2 separate regions of the Homo sapiens genome follow, and region 2 is linked to region 1. The links are chromatin contacts, found by Hi-C or POLR2A ChIA-PET in ENCODE. All regions are on one chromosome and are shown on one strand. Each heading gives the region's core, a stretch centred on a gene start or an enhancer-like site at or near the end of the contact. The rest is flanking DNA. Distances are from core to core; before and after follow the strand shown. Region 1 overlaps TMEM245 (transmembrane protein 245). Region 2 overlaps TMEM245 (transmembrane protein 245).

Region 1 (7,865 bases), core at 3,583-6,082:
GAATTGACATGAAAGTGTGCTAAAAAAGCAAATCCCTTGACTCTCTGTATACCTTCCTCCTTTGGGAACTTAATGCTGGTGGATGTGGCAGACACTACACATGTAAACTTGGAGTCCCACACTTACATTTGTTAACAAGTTGATTTTAATGCATACTTCTATTGAAAAACACTACCACATCAAGTCTGTGAGCTCCCTGATCTGACTGTCTTAGGCTATGTTGTATGACTAGGTCTCATGTTAGTACGAGATAATCCACAATTGGTGGTCATAACAACATTCCACAAATGAGTATGCGAATATATGGCTATTATGCAAAACCATATAGATTTATAAATTACATAACTCAGTACAGGCAAAATCCACCACTTGAAAATCTAAAGGAACATCATGACGTTGTTTCACATTATATATTTCCATGTTAAATTCCTAATAGGTAGTACCAAGCTCAATCATTTGCACTAAATTCAAGTAAAACATTCACTGGCAAAGGAAGTCTGTCAACCTTTAACCTTCTATAGCAGACAAGGAAGAATAGCTCACATAGCATCGGGTTCTAGCACACTTTCTTGCACACTAGACTGGAGAGCTAAAAAAATTGTATTTCTTGGATTCCCCTGCAGCCGAGGTCTCACATGTGACACAGTTTCTACCAAGCAGGTACACCTGTGCAGGACTTGAGAGCCTGAAGTGGCACACTGTAATTTGAAAGCCAGAGCTCTTGTATCAAACACAGTCAGTCAGGAAGGCATATGGTTTTTCCGCAGCAACTTAGCAGAAGTTCTGATGTCTGATCTCTAACTTCACGGCGAGCAGCAGCAGCCGTGGCCCTCTGCCCAAACAGTCCTTCAGTGTCACTGAGCATTTCTCCTGATTGCACTGCTTCCACCTGTGTCAGATTCCAAGATTAATTGTCTGGTCTTTCCAGAAATTCCATGTGCAAAAATTGTAAATGCTAACCAATACCTCCTACTATTTATTTAAACTACCTGGGGTAGATTCTATTGTTCACAACTAAGAACACTAGCAATTCCTAGTCACCAAATCATACACCCACACTCATACAACTGAGACATTACTTTTGGTAGGCCAAGACTCCGTATGGCAACATAGGATTCTGTCACCCCAATGAAAAGAGCCATGATCCTTCAGAAAGCCGATGAATTTCAGCTCCAAGTTAATTAACTCCACATACCCAAATATCCAAAGCTAGCCCTCTCCCAGATAGCAGCAAGCCAGAGCCTGAGGTGGATCTTTGGTAGATTCAGACATCAGGATAAGAGTACTCACCTTGCTCAGTCATACTCTGTCCCTCCTCTAATAAATGCCCCTGTGACCTGAAAGAGTTCATTTTTAGATAGGGTATCGTATCTCTCAATATGAGAGAAATTCAAACTCATGGTCTGAGAGGAAAGCCTAAGTTAGATTTCTGGATTAGGACCTTACTCTCCTGGCCTGTGTATCCAAGGTCCTCCTGAAATGCCAATAAGACAGAAAGGGCTGACAGAGAAAAACAGTGTCTTTCATTTCTTACATGTACTGTGTGCTGGGGATAAAGACACAGACCCTGCCCCCAGGGAGTATAGTAAAGGTATGAATTAAATAACCACACAAATAAACGTGTGTATAGAAATTATGGTTGCTATAAAAAGAAATGCTGGGTATCTTGTGACATCCTAACAATATCTTGGGCAGAAGGAAAGCTGTGAGAAGAACCCGGCATATTAAAGACAGTGAAAGAAGGTCAGTGTGTCTGGAACACAGACAGCTAGTAAGAAACTGGTATCAAATAAACAAGGCTGGAGAGGTAAGCCAGATGATGCAGATCACAGAACACCACATGAAGGACTTTAGTGTTTATTCTAAGAGGAAGAAGAACGCACTGAAGAGTTTCAAACAGGATAGTAGTCTTCTTCTCACTGAAATTTTATTGAGATAAAAGTATACTCATATGCAGTTGCAAGAAATAATCCCAGTGTACCACAATTTGTCCAGTTTCCCCTGACACAAGATACAGAACAGCATCATCACTATAAGGATCTCTCGTGTTGACCTTTTATAACCACACTCAACTGCCTCTCACCCCTCTCACCACCCTGTAAATAAATAATCCATTTGAGATATAAGACCATTCTTGCTTGTCTGGAGAAAAAGAGACTAGAGGGGACCTATAACGTATGGAGAAAAGTTGTTGCAGTACTATAGGCAAGACATGATGCCAGTGTGGTCTACAGCCACAACAGGGGAAACAGGGAAAAGCGGCTGTGTTAAAGAGACGTAGAAGAGTCAAAGCGGACCACACTTGATGAGGAAGCAATGAAGGGAATCAAAGAGACGAAGGTATCCCGGTTTCCAGACTATGGTTAGGTAGAGAATATATAGCAGAGCTGGATGAAGATTCTTGGCATATTAGAGTTATTTTTAGACTTTCAGATAGAAGTTCCACAAACAGGCTGGGTGCAGTGGCTCATGCCTGTAATCCCAGCACTCTGGGAGGCCAAGGCAGACGGATTACCTGAGGCCAGGAGTTCGAGACCAGCATCGCCAACATGCCGAAACCCCGTCTCTACTAAAAACACAAAAATTAGCTGGGCATGGTGGCACACGCCTGTAATCCCAGCTACTCAAGAGGCTGAGGCAGGAGAATCGCTTGAACCCAGGAGGCAGAGGTTGCAGTGAGCCGAGATCGTATTATTGAGCTGAGATCATGCCAATAAGCCAAGATCACACCACTGCACTCTGCCTGGGTGACAGAGTGAGACTTTGTCTCAAAAATAAAAAGTTCCACAAACAAACTGACCTACACCAGAGATGGGGCAAGACTTAGCTTTGCAGCAGTACACCCAGGAGGGATCTCTTAGGCCCCACTCAAGAGCAAAGTTTGGGAACACCTAATGGCCTGGGACAGTACAGTAGAAAAAGGAAAAACAAAAACAAAGACCTTCAGGTCAAAAATTTTAAAAATTAAGAATTCTCTCTTACATAAGATTACAGACTAGTCAAGGGTCTTTAATTACTGAACTGGCCTCTTCAAAAGTAATTTAATTAAATGGTTACTCATCTTGAGACACTGTAAGAAAAGTAAGTCCCTTGATGGTTTTTGCAAAATAACAAGATCATTGGATAGCTCTTCAAATAATGGACTTTCAGTTCAGCTGCATTTTATCTTACATTTCTAAATGCCTACTAAGCATTCATTCACCAAATAGGCGACTAGGCTATATGCTGATATAAGAGACTAAGCCCCTGGTCTCAAATTCAGTCTGATACTTAAGAGCTAATGTAAAGTAAGTGTAAACTGTTAGGGAGCAGCGTGGAAATCAAATCCATGCAGGGAGGTCTGGGAAGGGTTTCCAAAGGAGCTGTCTGACAAGAATATTGAAAGATGCCATCCTTTAAATCCATTTTAACAAAAGTAAGCTAGATAAAGAAGACAGAACAGTTCTATCTTGGAGAGGAAGCTCCTGAGAGACTGGTGTCTTAGAGAGCAGGGGTAGAAAAGTGTTTCAGGAAGACAAAAAAACAAATATGAAGACACAAAGGCAAGAAAAAGCAGAGGTGCCCTCTTCAAAGAACTCTAGGAAGTTCAATAAGACCGGAAGATAGTGTGAATGAGAAGAGCAGAGTGGCGTAAGAATGCAGAGGGAGGTTGGGACCAGGGCATAGAAGGTCTCACATTTGCTATGAGGAAGCAGCACAATTCAGTGGCTGGAAGCACAGGTGAGGAAAGAAGACTCCCCAGGTTCAAATCCCAGGTCTATTCTTACTACTTAGATGGCTATAGGCAAGTTAGTTAACGTCGAGATGTCCCAGTCTCCTCATGTGTAAAAATGAGGCTTACATAAATTCGTATCTCATTTGAGAATGAAGTGAAATAATACATATAAAATGCTGGCTGGGCACAGTGGCTCACACCTGTAATCCCAGCACTTTGGGAGGCTAAGGCAGGTAGACCACCTGAGGCCAGGAGTTCCAGACCTGCCTGGCCAACATGGTGAAACCCCGTCTCTATTAAAAATACAAAAAAATTAGCCAGGTATGGTGGCGCATGCTTGTAATCCCAGCTACTTGGGAGGCTGAGGCAGAAGAATCACTTGAACCCGGGAGGCAGAGGCTTCAGTGAGCCAAGATGGCACCACTGCACTAGCCTGGGCGACAGAGAGAGATTCCGTCTTGAAAAATAAATAAATAAAGTTTAGAACAATGCTGGGTATGTAGGAAGTACTCAATAAATGTTAGCTATCATCATCATCAATATCAATCTGTTGGCTTCGACAGTATAAACTAGAAGCAGAAGCCACTAACCCTTCTGTAGTATTTCTTTGTACCTCTCCTCCCCTTTCTACTTTATAGTATAGCCATCTATCTTCCCTTAGTAGACATTTTTAGATCTCTCCACAGAGCTAAGCAAAATATCTTGTATCTGTAGAGTAGGCACTGAAAGATTCGAGAAAAAGCTAAACCCAATCAATTAAATCTTCAAAACTGTGGCTTAAGGAATAACTCTCCAACTTGCTAATGGCACTAAAATATGCAGTAAATATGCAGTAAAGCTTAGCTACATCAATGGAAACTGCACTATTTTTCTAGTTAATACACAAATGACTCAGCACATTTTTCGAGCACCTCAGACTTCACAAAAGCATGAAAGGAGTAGCACACAGAGAAAATAAACAAAGTATTTGAAAATTATGAATATAAGATTTGGCAAACTGCTTTTATCCAACAGATCTGTATTTTAATGACTTCTGTCTCAATGATACCCTTCAGCACCTCAAAAACCACAAGGAATTGGCCTGGAATCAGAGTCCAAAAAAAAAAACAAAAAACAACAGTCCAGGCAGGGAGATGATAAACTGAACAGAACAATGCCAGGACTGAGAATCTTGGCCAAGTTGTGGTATTAGAATGGTATTGTATTTAAAAGCCACAGCTAAAAATAGGCACATAAACAAGGGAACATAATCTTGGGACTCAAGGACTAAAGAAAAAAAAGGAAAGAACATCCAAGGTTTCAGGTATCAATCTACCCAGAGACAGGGCCAGCATTAAGCAGAAGCCAAATAACAGGGATCTACACAAATCCAAACAAGCATGCTACTGACATTAGCAGCCTAGCACCAGGGGGCAGAAACTCAGAGTCCGGCACACAAGAAAGAGACCACAGGTCAGACAGTGTCTGTTAATACAACAACTCAACGATGAGCAGACTAACTTTTTTAATAAGCATGGGTAAATATACTTTAAATCCAGTCTAAATAAGGAGATACTTCTTGATCCACTCCATTCTTTTTCACAGGGATAGCAGCAGTTACCAGAAATACATCCAAACATGCTTATTGGAAGCAGGCACCGCATACCAAATAACACCTCCCCAGCCTGCAAAGTTCCCTTTGAAGAAGGCTTCTGTTTCCATTACTAATGTGGAAAATACAACTCCCTCTCAATGGCTTCTAGTATCACGTCACAAGGGCCTGGAGATGGACCAGTAGACTTTTCTCTAGGCCTGTTTAACTTGCAGTATCAGAAGTGGGGACTGGGAGGGGAGCAGTAAAACATTTGGTTTGCTCCCTTTTTCCAATTTGGGCTTGACTGAACCAAACTTGTTCACTCATATCTCATGCTATCCCAAAACAAGTAAGGCAACTATCAGGATTCATCTCTGCAAAGACATTTCTAGTCATTTACAAACAATTACCAATGCCAGGAGGAACAGCACTCAGCTGTACTTGCTGGTACTTCTCAGGCTGGGTATCCAGGCTATTATAGATATATCTGATGATTGTTTCACTAACTTTTGAAGAAATTTCTTATACTCAGAGAAAATGGCTCTCTGAGCCTAAGTTTCTTCATTTGTAAAATAAGCATAACACCAATCTCACTAGACTGCTTAAAAAAAACTAAGAGTATTTTTAAAGAGTCTAACACAGCCTTACTTATAGGAGATAACAATGCTAGTGTACCTCTTTCCTCAGACGCCAAGGGAACATACTGAACGTGGATTCCAGGTGCTATGGTTTGAGTGTTTGTGCTCCAAAACTTATGTTAAATTTAATTGCCGTTACCACAGTATTAACAGGTGGGACCTTTAAGAGGTGATTAGGCCATCAGGGCTCAGCCCTCATGGGTAGGATTAATGTCATTATAAAAGGGTGAGTTCAGCCCCAGCCATCTCTTGCTCGCCCTTGTACCACGTGATGATACAGCAAGAAGATCCTCACCAGATGCCAGCACCTTGACATTGGCCTTCTCAGCCTCCAGAACTGTGAGCCAATAAATTTCTGTTCATTGTAAGTTTCCAAGTCTGTGTTACTCTGTCACAGCAGGACAAAACAGACTAAGCCATAAGGTTTCTACTAAGTAAGGTTTCTGGGATCTAGGAGGCAAGGAAGCTAGGTCATGTAGTTGTGTTAAGTCAACAGGACCAATATGGAAAACTGAAGGAGCTGACAACTACAACTGATGCAAGAAGGATGAGTACTCAATACTTTTTCAGGATGACTGACACTTACTCAAAGAGCCTGGGGAGGGGAAAGAACGCTGGGCTTAGGGTCAAGAACCTATGTTTATTTATTTATTATCATTATTATTACTTTTAAGACAGGGTCTCACCTCTGTAGCCCAGGCTGGAGTACAGTGGCATGATTACTACTCACTGCAGCCTTGACCTCCTGGGCTCAAACAATCCTCCATCTTCAACCCTCCCAGTAGCTGGGACTATAGATGCACACTACCACACCCAGCTAATTTTTATTTTATTTTATTTTTATGTATTTATTTATTTTCTGTAGAGACAGGGTCTCACTATCTTGACCAGGCAAGGTTAGTCTTGAACTCCTGGGCTCAAGCAATCCTCCCGCCTTGGCCTCATAAAATGCTGGAATTATAGCATGAGCCATTATGCCTGGCCAAGGACCTAAGTTTAAATCTTAGCTCCACTAGTCACCTGTGTGACTGCAGGCTAGTCAGTTAATCTCTAGAAGTATCTTCATCTGTAAATGAAGATACCATCTATCTTACAAAGATTTATTTGTTTGAGTTCTGTTTTGTTTGCTTGTGGATTTAAAAAGATAGCACATTTAAAAGCACTTGAAAGTTCTTGGCTCATGACAGGCACTTAAATATTTTTCCCTTATTATCTTAAGCTTTTGGGAAATACTATGTTAGAACTTCTCAGGTCTAAGAGAAAACCACTGAGTAAGACCCTTGGGTTCAGAAGCAACCACTGAAACTAACTCAGCAATGATCCACAAGAAGAGTTTTCTGAGGCGGAGGTGGGAGCACTGCTTGAGCCCAGGAGTTAAGCTGCAGTGAGCTATGGTCACACCACCACTGCACTCCAGCCTGGGCAACAGAGCGAGTCTTAGTCTCTAAAAACAAAATAAAATAAGAATAATAAATAAATAGAAGAGTACTCTGGGTCTAGGAACCAAACTCAGGCTTTGAATTCTGATGAAATCCAGGACTAATTCTGTGAGTCTAGTGAACCACAGCACAAAACCTTCAAAGCTCAGAAGACATAGAGAAAGATACCCACACAAGTGACTGGAAAACAAGAGCAAGTGATACAACGGGACACTGGAAATGACAAGGAAAGAGCCGATGCACACACTGTTGTGGCAGTATACTAAAGCATTCCTGTACCTACCTATATTACAGTGACATCTACAGCAGGAAACTGACTGTAAGTACAAGAGAAGGGCTGTCCCATTACACACCAGATGGTTTGAGTTCTGATTCTTAAAAAGAAACGATGTTCTTAGGGGCAAGAAGAAAAAAATACTCAGAAATTTAGGAAAAAGAAACACTTAAAAGATTTATTTTATGATGAGGATTATTTAGACTAGAAGTCCAGAAAGGGATTC
Region 2 (7,865 bases), core at 3,494-5,993, 33 kb before region 1:
AAATGAAGCCATGATTGCTGACTTATCTGATCTTACCTGTCCAGAGAAAAATCTTTCCCCTGTAATCCCAGTGACCTTCCATTATACATATGTCTCATGTTACATTTATCTCTATTATTAAGAATTACCACAGAATTTTAAGTAAAATTTTAGGATGTTGGCTATAAACACGAATCCTTCCTCTATTTGCATGCTGAGAGATGTCCGGTCTCATTTACAATTGATCAGACTGGCCCCGGGTTTGTGGAAATCAAGTACACTGAGACAACGTAACTTAGAGGAAGGCTATCATTATAAAATGTTGTCCCACTTAGTTATTATTAAAACCATATTATAATATAAAAAACAATTTTCACACTTTCAGAGGCTGAGGTGGGCAGATCGCTTGAACCCAGGAGTTTGAGATCAGCCTGAGCAACATGGCGAAACCCCATCTTTACAAAAATACAAAAAAATTACCAAGTGTGGTGGCGCATGCCTGCAGTCCCAGCTACTCAGGAGACTGAGATGAGAGGATCACCTGAGTCCAGGAGGTTGAGGCTGCAGTGAGCCGTGATCACGCCAACATGCTCCAGCCTGAGTAACAGAGTAAGACCTGGTCTCAGAAAAAAAAACAAAAACCCAAAGAATTTCTAGAAGTTTGTAGGCCCACTTCCTTAATACAATTGTTTCCATTTTTCTATTTCCTCTGCAACTTTCTGCCTATTTACATAGAGACAATTTAGAATTTTTTCTACTTCATTATAAACATTCAATCTTTAGCCTTCATCACTAACCTTCATCTTTAATACTTTTATATTAATTCATTACGTTCTGGTATTAGCTGATCATTACCCACTCTAAGGATATACAATAAATCCTTCTTTTTTTTTGAGATAGAGTCTTGCTCTGTCACCCAGGCTGAAGTGCAGTGGCGCGATCTCGACTCTCATTGCAACCTCTGCCTCCCAGGTTCGAGCAATTCTCCTGTCTCAGCCTCCTGAGTAGCTGGGATTACAGGTGTGCGCCCCCACACCCAGTTAATTTTTGTATTTTTAGTAGAGATGGGGTTTCACCATGTTGGCCAGGCTGGTCTTGAACTCCTAACCTCAAGTGATCTGCCCACCTCAGCCTCCACAAGTGCTGGGATTACAGGCATGAGCCACCACGCCCACCCATGAATCCTAATTTTTAGTGTCATGAGTAACACTGCAATGAACATCCTTTTACATAGTTTTTAAGGATATATATGGATGTTCATTGCAGGGTTACTTGTGACATAAATAAATGTACTGCAACCAAATAAAATGAGTTTTTGTTTTGTTTTTTTTGAGACAGGGTCTCACTCTGTCACCCAGGCCGGAGTGCAGTGGCATGATCATGGCTCACTGAAGCCTGGACCTCCCAGACTCAAGCGATCCTGCCACCTAAGACAGCCAAGTAGCTGGGATCACAGGCGCACTGACACCAGACAGAGCTAATTTTCTTATTTTTTGTAGAGACAAGGTCTCACTATGTTGCCCAAGCTGGTCTGGGCTCAAGTGATCCTCCTGACTCGGCCTCCCAAAGTGCTGGGATTACAGGCATGAGCCACCACACCCAGCCGAAAATGAGCATTTTAATGGCTCTTGCTATGCATTGGTAAACTGACTTCTATAATAAGAAATATACCAATTAATGCTTTCTAAAATTACATAAATGACCCAATTTCCTCAAAGCCTTATGAACTAACTGGAAAATTTTTAGGGAATTTAACAGGTGTGAAATGTAGCCATTATTTATTATTTTCTTCTTTATTAATGAAAGGAGTGACCATTTTCCCACGTTAGTTTACAACATCTATTTCCTTACTCTTTGCCTATTTGATGCTGGCCTTACAGATATGTGAACCAGTTACTAGACATATTCAATGCAAACGTATCTGTTCATATTTGTTCCTTTATATTTGATTTATTCATAAACTGAAAACTAAATATTCAATATAATAAAGCCATTTGGCCAGGCATCGTGGCTCATGCCTTGTAATCATAGCACTTTGGGAGGCCATGGTGGAAGGATTGCGTAAGCACAGGAGTTCGAGACCAGCCTGGGCAACATGGTGAAACCACGTCTCTATAAAAACAGAAAAATTGGCAGGGCATGGTGGTGCATGCCTGTAGTTCCAGCTACTCAGGAGGCTGAAGTGGTAGGATCACTTGAGCCTAGGAGGTGGAAGTTGCAGTGAGCTGAGATCACGCCACTGCACTCCAGCCTGGGCAACAGAGCAAGACTCCCTCTCCACAAAAAGAAAAAAAAAACTACACATCACTGAAACACAAGTACTGTTGGTGGTGCCTGATATGCCTCTGCATATGAGAGGCAACCAAGCATGAAGCATAGTCAGAACATCATTTGAGAGCCATCTAATTTGAGGTAAACAAGCTCATCTAATTTTTTTTTCTTTTTTTTGAGATGGAGTTTCTCCGTCTCTGAGAGTAGAGTGCAGTGGCATGATCTCGGCTCACTGCAACCTCTGCCTCCCGAGTTCAAGTGATTCTCCTGCCTCAGCCTCCTGAGTAGCTCGGATTACAGGCGTGCGCAACCACGCCTGGCTAACTTTTGTATTTTTAGTAGAGACCAGGTTTCACCATGTTGGTCAGGCTGGTCTCGAACTCTTGACCCCATGATCCGCCGCCTGCCTTGGCCTCCCAAAGTGCTTGGATTATAGGCGTGAGCCACCACGGCCAGCCTGATTCCATATATGTGTATACAGCGTATCTTCCATTATATTATTTTTTTAGATTTTGTTTTTGAATTTTCAATATGGAATCACATACTAATATATTTTTCTAGGCACAAGTCTTACTGCAACAAATCCTGTCGATTCTTACATAATCCTAATTATTTCAGTATACTAAAAGTGCAAATTACCTTTATTCCTACAGGCAAAACTAGGGAGGGAAAGAATATCCCAAATCCATATGGTGGAATCTAATCCTTAACTGTGCTGCCTTTCCTCTATCATTCATTTCCCCTTCACAAAGCTCCCTCCACTTCAGTCAAGATCATTTCCTCAAGCACACTCCTGTCTCAGCATCTCAATCATCTCTTCAAGCACACTCCTGTCTCTGCATCTTGGCTCACACAAATACCCTTCTTAAAATCCACTCTTCCTTGATCTGCCATTCCTTCAAGGTTTATCTCAAGTGCCACATCAAAAGCACTTAATCCAGTTCTGGGCACACACTGCGAGCATGCTACAGTAGAAACAAAGGATTTGAAGTTAAGCTTCAGTTTCAAACCAAGCTCTGCAATTTACTACACGACCACTGGGAACTGACTCAGCCTTGCTGAGTCTTGTTTCCTCATCTGCAAAGCAGGCAAAATAATTCATACTGCAGGCTTCTTAGAAACAGTAAAAGAAAAAAAAACAAATATTAAATGAAAATAACTGGAAACTGCCAAAGACAGTTATCAGCAGACAATAAGATTTAATATGCATTAATACCTTTTTCTCTACAAAGCCTTATTTGACTACCCAAACCAAGTGATCATTCTGTCCTAACTCACAAGTAATGAATCACATCTATCTTGAAAAAGTACATGACCAACCTCTCAGATTGTTCAGGGTACTACCCCTATTCAATGTGATCTTTCAAAAGATTTCATTGTATGTTGCTTACCTGTTTATTTAAGCCTATTTACTGCTGTGAATAGCATTTCTACTTATGTTTTATCAAAGCAACAAGCAACCACCAGTAAAGACCCTGAAAAGAGAAAGCCACAAAGAAAGTTTCTTCCCTTACCTTGTGAGTTATCCATTCTCGTCCATACTGATACACGTTGTTAGCCGCAGAATTCAGGGCTCTTTGGACTACCTGAGCCTCAGGAAGCCAACTAATGTAAAACAAAGAAAAAAATGAAAAAAGTACACTTTCTGTGTAGTGTACCAATAATGCTTTGAACTTGATATGCTTAATCCATAACAGACAGACTGTTGATCATTCACCAATACACAGATACCAAAGCATCATGAGCAGGACTTCCAGGCTTAACTGTCCTAAGTCTCTAACATTCAGGATGTCCTTTCAATCTTTCCTTAGCTTTTATTTATTTTATTTTATTTTTGAGATGGAGTTTCACTCTTCTTGCCCAGGCTGGAGTGCAATGGCACGATCTCGGCTCGGTGCAACCCTGCGACTTCCACCTCCTGGGTTCAAGTGATTCTCCTGCCTCAGCCTCCCAAGTAGCTGAGATCATAGGCACGTCACCACGCCTGGCTAATTTTGTATTTTAGTAGAGATAGGGTTTCACCATGTTAGTCAGACTGGTCTCAAACTCCTGATCTCAAGTGATCCACCTGCCTCAGCCTCCCAAAGTTCTGGGATTACAGGCATGAGCCATGGCACCAGGCCTCAATGTTTCCTTAGCTTTTAGACCCACTTTCCCCACAACCTCCCTTTCATTCTACTCTGCCTGGTTTCTCTGTTCACATGTCCTGAGTCACCTGCCTTATTCAGCACCAAAGAAAATGGTTCTGGGAGACTGGGATATTCAACATCTGGGACAGGGTTCTCAAAGTGTGGTCCACAAACCAGCAGCATCAGAACTTTTTGGAAACCTGTTAGAAATGAAAAATTGGGGGCCCAAACCTAGATCTACTGAAAAAGGAACACGACTAGGGCCCAGCAATCTGTACCTTAACAAACCCTGCAGGTGATACTGATGGCATGCTACAGTTTGAGAATCACTAATCTAAGGAAGTGAAGAAATCAGAAAGAATGCAGGAAATGAAGAAGGTGAATCATTATCCTCAAGTTGGTTATCTACTGAAGATCTTTTAAAGATAGAATTCCTGAGCAAAGTTCCAACTATGCAAGGAACTATAGCCCACAGCTTTACTTGTTGTGCAGTGAGAGGTGGCCTCCTCATTCTTCTGTTGACTAAGCAGGCTGTACCATACACCTTAATCAAGAATCCTTTACACAATCCTAATGTTTTCCACAAGAGAAAATATGTTCACGTATTATCTAAATTGTTCCTCTTAATAATATACGCTGGAGATGTTGACATTCACAAATTTAACAGTCCTCATTTCAACTATTCCAGAGTGAAGCCAAAAGGTGAAGGCAAGCAGAAGCTAGTCATTTACTTTCCTGAGGCCCCAAAATGACACATCCTACAAACCTAACACAAAAGGGTCAATTAGGTAAAGTCAAATGTGCAACATCCTCAACTCACAGCAACTTTATGTGCTGTGTATGAGAAAGATGGTCATAAAGAGAAAGTCAGTTGCCACTGACAGCCACAAAGTCATGGTGCCTAGGAAAGTGGTCTTTAACCAGAAAAAAATAAGAGATCTTTTGAATAAATTAAAAAGTAGACTATTAAACCAGTAGTGGGTTGAATCTTAAGTATTAACCAGTTTGTCCCACACTCCAAATAAAGTATCTGTGAAACTTCTTGGCAAATGCCTCAGTCCACTCAAACATTTCTCAGCAAGGCCAGCACGCTGGCTCATGCCTGTAATCCCAGCACTTTGGGAGGCCAAGGCAGGCAGATTACTTGAGGCCAAGAGTTCAAGACCAGCCTGGCCAACAAGGCAAAACCCCGTCTCTACTAAAAAATACAAAAATTAGCTGGGCATGGTTGCACAAAACTGTAGTCCCAGCTACTCAGGAGCCTGAGGCACAGGAATCACTTGAGCCCAGGAGGCAGACGTTGCAATGAGCCAAGATCATACCACTACCCTCCAGCCTGGGCAAAAGAGCAAGACTGTCTCAAAAAAAAAAAAAAAAAAAAAAAAAATTTCTCAGCAAGTAAGACAAAATTTCAAACGTTTAGAGACACAAATATAATAATTTACAGTATAAGCATATAAACAGGAAATCTGGGTCACTAAACTGAAATGTGATTCGGGAGAAATTAAGTAGCTTTTAAATTACTCTTTTATACATTCATCAGTGGCTTGAAGGGACTGCTAAATATTTTCAATTATATGGTAACTTATAATTGATATTATATTGATATATTGGTATTATATTGATATTATATATTATAATGATAACACTCTCCTGTAGTGTTATTCAAAAGTGTGAAGATGGGCAGGGCATGGTGGCTCACGCCTGTAATCCCAGCACTTTGAGAGGCCGAGGCGGGTGGATCACCTGAGGTCAGTAGTTTGTGACCAGCCTGGCCAACATGGTGAAACCCCGTCTCTACTAAAAATGAAAAAATTAGCCAGGTGTGTTGGTGTGCGCCTGTAGTCCCAGCTACTTGGGAGGCTGAGGAAGGACAATTGCTTGAACCCAGGAGGCAGAGGTTGCAGTGAGCCGAGATCATGCCATTGCATTCCAGCCTGGGCGGCAAGGGCAAGACTCCATCTCAAAAAAAAAAAAAAAAAAGTGTGAAGATTCATAGAGGTATCTGGACAGATCCTTAATGATTCACAAATGTCTATTGGGCCTGGGAAAACGTCTTATTGGCCACTATGAAAACACTTTCCCAATGTACTCACACAGGTTTCCTAAGAGCAACAAATGAGAGGAGCTGTTTTGGGGACAAGGTAGAGGTACTGGCTCAGTCCCAGCCTCCCTCAAGAGACATGGGGCCAGAAACACAGGAGCTGCCTTAGCTGGGCTGTACTCCGGCCTTACACCTCTACAGCCCCTGAACTGAGCTCCTTCCTTGGAGATTCACTGCCTCAGCCTATCACTAACTCCCCTACTCACTCAAGAGGGATCCCTCAGCAGAAACCAATGCCCTACAGTTTAGACTGGTCTGCCTTCACCTTCCTGGGTAAAGGTTAATCTCTATCACCTACTACCTACCAAGAGAACAACCCTGATTAAAAACAACTTAGTTTAGCCTACTGGGTTTCTCCCAAGTAAGCGAAGGGATAAGTGCAACTGAGAACCATTTCAGTGCCATCTCCTAATGAGGGTCCTGAGGCACAGGAATCAACAGGCTTGAGACAAGTCAGGAGAAAGCAGAAAATGAGCTCCCGACTAACAACTGCCGAAGACAAGAATCAGTATGTATAACATCATTATTTTCTTTAGAGCTCCACTAAGATGATCCTAATCTGTCTAATTTACCCACCAGCTTACGAGGCACATCCAGCAGAAGTCAAGGGACTACATGGGCCATATAAAACCACACCAAGTTGGAAGAAAGGACATCTGGACTTATTCTTAACTGTATCTTCTCCACTAGGAGTATCTACATGAATCCCCTACAAGGTCAACTGCCCTCCTGCTGACAGAATCCACTGAGTACTGAGAGATGCAGGAAACCATTATCATTATTTCATGCCGACCCCTACTATTTCCAATCCCATCCCCACCTATCTGCTGAAAAAGAATCAGACCTTCTATGAATCACCAAAGTCTAAGCAACTTCAAAAAGCCTTCCTTGGCCGGACGCGGTCACTCAAGTCTGTAATCCCAGCACTTTGGTAGGCCGAGGCAGGTGGATCATGACATCAGGAGATCGAGACCATCCTGGCTAACACGGTGAAACCCTATCTCTACTAAAAATACAAAAAAAAATTAGCCGGGCGTGGTGGCAGGTGCCTGTAGTCCCAGCTACTCGGGAGGCTGAGGCAGGAGAATGGCGTGCACCTGGGAGACGGAGCTTGCATTGAGCCAAGATCGCGCCACTGCACTCCAGCCTGGGCGACAGAGCAAGACACCATCTCAAAAAAAAAAAAAAAAAGGCCTTCCTTTTGGGAGGCCAAAGCGGGTGGATCACTTGAGGTCAGGAGTTCAAAGACCAGCCTGGCCAACATGGTAAAACCCTCTCTTACTAAAAACAAAAAACTTAGCCAGGCATGGTAGTGCGTACATGACTGTAATTCCGGCTACTTGGGAGGCACAGGAATCGCTTGAACCCAGGAGGTGAAGGTT

What was found. A loop is a pair of places that touch in the nucleus more often than their neighbours do. ChIA-PET counts read pairs that join two places held with the same protein, here RNA polymerase II (POLR2A). Pooled maps may share reads with other maps.
Region 2: a loop to region 1 is called in a map of PC-9, with 5 times the contacts of the local background. The contact joins two enhancer-like sites. A Hi-C loop is called at or near these places in 4 of 168 maps with a recorded cell type or tissue (CD8-positive, alpha-beta T cell, PC-9, heart left ventricle and 1 more) and 1 of 50 pooled maps. POLR2A ChIA-PET finds 5 or more read pairs at or near these places in 6 of 52 experiments (A673, AG04450, BJ and 3 more).

What each region holds. Positions count from the first base shown.
Region 1 is chr9:109,093,744-109,101,608 of GRCh38, forward strand. All of the region lies in intron 3 of TMEM245 (transmembrane protein 245), which reads right to left. Among named protein-coding and RNA genes, the nearest start is that of TMEM245, 22 kb to the right of the region's middle. Within about 2 kb of position 4,833, at least 15 of the 41 ENCODE cell types and tissues checked have a DNase peak (open chromatin) inside an H3K27ac peak, as active enhancers do; they include PC-9, where a contact is called at or near this core.
Region 2 is chr9:109,060,713-109,068,577 of GRCh38, forward strand. TMEM245 (transmembrane protein 245) reads right to left here. Exons shown (of 18, transcript NM_032012.4): 10 at 3,765-3,855. Among named protein-coding and RNA genes, the nearest start is that of MIR32, 18 kb to the left of the region's middle. Within about 2 kb of position 4,744, at least 2 of the 41 ENCODE cell types and tissues checked have a DNase peak (open chromatin) inside an H3K27ac peak, as active enhancers do; they include PC-9, where a contact is called at or near this core.